Linked DNA regions of Homo sapiens: region 1 is linked to region 2. Evidence: read pairs that join two places in POLR2A ChIA-PET (ENCODE). Cell type or tissue: OCI-LY7. All regions are shown on one strand. Region 1 has its middle 38 kb from the start of CD2BP2. Region 2 overlaps TBC1D10B (TBC1 domain family member 10B).

Region 1 (2,500 bases), 50 kb after region 2:
AGCCAGCTTGGCCTAGGATTATTTTTATTTTTATTTATTTTATTTTATTTTTTTCCTGTTTTTGAGATGAAGTTTCGCTCTTGTTGCCCAGGCTGGAGTGCAATGGCGCCATCTCGGCTCACCACAACCTCCACCTCCCAGGTTCAAGTGATTCTCCTGCCTCAGCCTCCCGAGTAGCTGGGATTGCAGGCATGCACCACCACACCTGGCTAATTTTGTAGTTTTAGTAGAGACAGGGTTTCTCCATGTTGGTCAGGCTGATCTTGAACTCTTGACCTGAAGTGATCCACCTGCGTCGGCCTCCTAAAGTGCTGGGATTACAGGTGTGAGCCACCGCGCCTGGCCAGGATTATTTTTAAAGAGAAGATTTAACATATGCAATTGTTAGAAAATCTTATAAACATGTTATTCGCTGGGAATGTGCTTCAACCTGTTGGCTAAAGGAACTTTATCAGAATAACTACAGTTATTATCTGACTATTTTCAGGAGTTGAAAAAAATGGTTGCATACATTTCTTTTTTTTTTTTTTTTGAGGCGGAGTCTCGCTGTGTCACCCAGGTTGGAGTGCAGTGGCGCGATCTCAGCTCACTGCATGCTCCACCTCCCGCGCTCACGCCATTCTCCTGCCTCAGCCTCCCGAGTAGCTGGGACTTCAGGTGCCTGCCACCACGCCCGGCTAATTTTTTTGTAGTTTTAGTAGAGACGGGGTTTCACTGTGTTAGCCAGGATGGTCTCGATCTCCTGACCTTGTGATCCTCCCGCCTCGGCCTCCCAAAGTGCTGGGATTACGGGTGTGAGCCACTGCGCCTGGCCCATTCATTTCTTATATTGGTAAACATGACTTCACCTTTACCTTGATTATAAAGTCCCAGTCTACTTTTGAGATTCTTTAGATTTCTGCAGTGTGTAACTCTTTTTTTTTTTTTTTTAAACGGAGTCTCGCTCTGTCACCTAGGCTGGTGTGCAGTGGTGCAATGTAACTCTTAGTGATTCTTAATCTTGGTTGGAATGTGCTATGTTTGGCCTTTTTTTTTTTTTTTTTGGAGACCGAGTCTCACTCTGTTCTCCAGGCCGGAGTGCAGTGGCGAGCTCTCAGCTCACTGCAACCTCCGCCTCTGGGTAAGCGATTCTCCTGCCTCAGCCTCCTGAGTAGCTGGGATTACAGATGTGCACCACCACGCCTGCCTAATTTTTTTGTATTTTTAGTAGAGACTGGGTTTCACCATGTTGGCCAGGCTGATCTCGAACTCCTGAACTCAGGTAATCTGCTTACCTCGGACTCCCAAACAGCTGGGAGTACAGGTGTGATCAACTGTGCCTGGCCTATGTTTGGCATTTAACTGGTGGGGGAGGGATGCATATCTTTGTACATTTTCAGCCTTTTTTGTCCTTCATCTGTTAAAGAGGTCATAGAGTAAGACATTTCCTTTTAATCTTGGCAATTTCCCAGGCCAAATGATAGGTTTCTAGGGTACTTCCAGGACTTAACTGACAAAAGGGGAAGATAAGCGATGCAATTGAGAGCTGAAGTAGGGTCTCTCTTTTTTTTTTTTTTTTTTTGGAGTCTTGTTCTGTCGCCCAGGTGGGAATGCAGCGGCGTGATCTCGGCTCACTACAACCTCCGGCTTCACTACAACCTCCGGCTCACTACAACCTCTGTCTCCCGGGTTCAAATGATTCTCCTGCCTCAGCCTCCTGAGTAGCTGGGACTACAGGCACCACACCACCAGGCCTGGCTAAGTTTTTGTGTATTTTTAGTAGAGGCAGGGTTTCACCATGTTGGTCAGGCTGGTCTCGAACTCCTGACCTCATGATCCGCCCGCCTTGGCCTCCCAAAGTGCTGGGAGTATAGGCGAGAGCAACTGTGCCCGGCGAAGCAGCATCTCTTTTTAAGGTTGTAAGGTAGCTTGGGTTAGAAATAAAGGCAGAGAGCCACTCCATACCTGTAGTTCTAGCTACTGGGGAGGCTAAGACCAGAGGATCTCTTGAGCCCAGGAGTTCAAGGCTGCAGTGAGCTGTAATCACACACTGCACTACAACGTGGGCAACATAGAGTGAGACCTAATTAAAAAATAAATAAATAAATAAATAAATAAATGCAAGGAGAAAGTCATGAACTTGGTGCATTTAGGTGTACAATTAGTTGGCATAAACAATTTTTTTTTTTTGAGATGGAGTTTCTCTCTTGTTGCCCAGGCTGGAGTGCAGTGGCACAGTCTCGGCTCACTGCAACCTCCGCCTCCTGGGTTCAAGTGATTCTCTTGCCTCAGCCTCCGGAGTAGCTGGGATTACAGGTGCCCGCCACCACGCCCAGCTAATTTTTGTATTTTTAATAGATGGGGTTTCGCCATATTGGCCAGGCTGATCTTGAACTCCTGACCTCAAGTGATCCGTCCGCCTCAGCCTCCCAAAGTGCTGGGATTACAGGCGTGAGCCACTATGCCAGCCAAGAATTTTTAAAAAAGGAGTTTCATTCAGCCCACCTCATTCCTCTGCAGG
Region 2 (2,500 bases):
TCCTGAGGCACCTAGAGCAGGGAGTCAGCTGAACCTGCTCTGAATCGTGGAGAGTAAGTAGGATTGATTTAGTCTTGGCTATGTGTGCAGGGATCGGGGGAAGCCCTGTGGGAGAGTTTTCCAGGCAGGGTTCATGAGCCAACCAAAATCAGAAAGCCTTTGATTGGGTACCAACATTCAGGGTCTTACATGGGAAAGCAACTGAGGTTTGACCCTGGTGCTTTCTAGGCACAAGGACTCGGTTTATAGATGAAGAAACAATTAGTGCAGTTGAGTGAATTGTCCCCCTCAAATAATCTGGATCTGTGTGACCAGTGGCTCTCTCCTCAATAGCAGGCTGTCCTGAGGAACTCGGGCTGAACTTAGTTTGGGGGAGTCCCTCTTGTGTGCCAGGCACTATGCCGGGTGCTGTTTCTTTGCTTTGTAGCTTTGTCCCTGTAAGATCAGCTTCAATGCCAGAGAACTCTACCTCTTGGGCAAGACTGACTGTAATCCATGTTACTTTCGCAGCGTTCAGTGGCTCGCTGCTGTCCACAGGATGAAGTTCAGGCTCTTTGGCCTGCGCATAGCCTCTCTGGTCACCTTTGCCACCATTCCTCACCGGGTGCTTTGCGCTGTGGTCCTGCTGAACTAGTTGTAGTCCTTTCCCCTTCATATTCAGGCTGTGCACCTGCCAAGGGTGCTCTTCTCCCCTTTCTTTGCCTGCTAAGTTCTACTCATTTCTTCATGGCTTACCTCAGATGTCCCCTCCTCCAGGAAGCTTCCCTGATACCCACTGCCCCCACTCCAATTAGATGTGTCTTTGGTGCATCTTTGTCATTGCATTTCCCATGCTGTATTACAGTTATCGCTCCTCTTAGGCTGTAACCTTCTTGAGGGCCAGAAGGTATCTTACTCTTCCCAGCCCTTGGTAGAGTTTGTAACCGACTTATGATAGAAATTAATGAGAGATGGTCTCTCTGTTTAAGGAGCTTCTAGAACAAAGGAAACTAACATTTAACGAGCCCCTTCTATTTAACAGATGTTTATATGCAGTTTCTCAATAGTCTTCTCATAACTTTGTGATGTAGGTGGTGGTGGTGTTTTTTTTGTTTTGTTTTGTTTTGTTTTGTTTTTGAGACGGAGTTTTGCTCTTGTTGCCCAGGCTGGAGTGCAATGGTGCGATCTTGGCTCACTGCAACCTCCGCCTCCCAGGTTCAAGCAATTCTCCTGCCTCAGCCTCCCGAGTATCGGATTGAAGACATGTGCCACCACACCCGGCTGAGTTTGCATTTTTAGTAGAGACAGGGTTTCACCATGTTGGCCAGGCTGGTCTTGAACTCTCGACCTCAGGTGATCCGCTTCTCACTTCTGACACCTCCGCCTCCCAAAGTGCTGGGATTACAGGCATGAGCCACCATGCCCGGCCCGGTGGTGTCTTTTTATAATTGAGGAAGGGACTCAGGTCATCCCTTGACAAAGCTCCCTATTGTCTCAGAGACAGAACTGAAATTTGAACTTAGGTAGGTTTGATTCTTAAGACCCAAGCTTTCTTCCGTTCTACTCACCTCCTAGTACTGGCTCCTACAAGTAAGTGTTTGAAGAATGATGGGGCACCATGAGTATGAACCTCTGACAGAACAGTGAGTAAATAGGGCAGGGAGTCCTTTATTTGCCTGGGGTGATTTCAGGGAGGAGGAGGTAGAGTAAATTGCAGGTGACCCAAGGGATCTTAAACATTTGATAGGACAAAACTCAGATGGTTGCGTCTAAAGAGACAGAAGTACATTTGTTCTGTATTTTATTTTATTATTATTATTTTTTTTTTTGATGGAGTCTCGCTCTGTCATCTGGGCTGGAGTGCAGTGGCACAATCTTGACTCACTGCACCCTCCGCCTCCCGGGTTCAAGCGATTCTCATGCCTCAGCTTCGCGAATAGCTGGGATTTCAAGCACGTGCCACCATGCCTGGCTAATTTTTGTATTTATAGTAGAGACAGGGTTTTACCATGTTGTCCAGGCTGGTCTCAAACTCCTGACCTCAAGTCATCCGCCTGCCTCGGCCTCCCAAAGTGCTGGGATTACAGGTGGGAGCCACCATGCCCGGCCTATTTTATTATTTTATTTTTATTTTTTGTAGAGACAGAATCTCGTTATGTTGCCCAGGCTGGCCTTGAACTCCTGGCCTCAAGTGATCCTCTTGCCTCTGCTTCCCAAAGTGCTGGGATTACAGGCATGAGCTACCATGCCTGGCCCTCTAGGGTATTTTATTTTATGGATAGTAAGGTATTACTTAATGGGCACTTCGCTGTGTGTTATTTCGTATAAACCCCTTCGGGTAGATATTGTTACTTTCTCCACCTTACAGATGAGGAAATTGGGCTTAGCAAAATTAAGTGATTTGCCCAAGGTCACACAATGAATAAATGGTAAAGCTAGGACGTGGATCCAGATCTAATGCAAAATGTGGCTTTAAAATACTCCATACTCTCTCCCCAGATTTGGATGTGTCAGAAGTGAG

The links. ChIA-PET counts read pairs that join two places held together with the same protein. Peaks named below come from ENCODE experiments on the same cell type or tissue, not always from the same donor. Only the 100,000 strongest peaks of a DNase experiment are listed, where the experiment ranks them.
Region 1: POLR2A ChIA-PET joins it to region 2 with 5 read pairs; 3 of 35 experiments call an interaction of 5 or more read pairs at or near these places.

Annotation. Positions count from the first base shown.
Region 1 is chr16:30,315,952-30,318,451 of GRCh38, reverse strand. It overlaps the pseudogene SMG1P5. Among named protein-coding and RNA genes, the nearest start is that of CD2BP2, 38 kb to the left of the region's middle. In OCI-LY7, no CTCF peak of the experiment used is centred here; no DNase peak of the experiment used is centred here.
Region 2 is chr16:30,365,811-30,368,310 of GRCh38, reverse strand. All of the region lies in intron 1 of TBC1D10B (TBC1 domain family member 10B), which reads left to right. Among named protein-coding and RNA genes, the nearest start is that of TBC1D10B, 3.4 kb to the left of the region's middle. In OCI-LY7, no CTCF peak of the experiment used is centred here; no DNase peak of the experiment used is centred here; H3K4me3 peaks cover 1,718 bases; H3K27ac peaks cover 333 bases.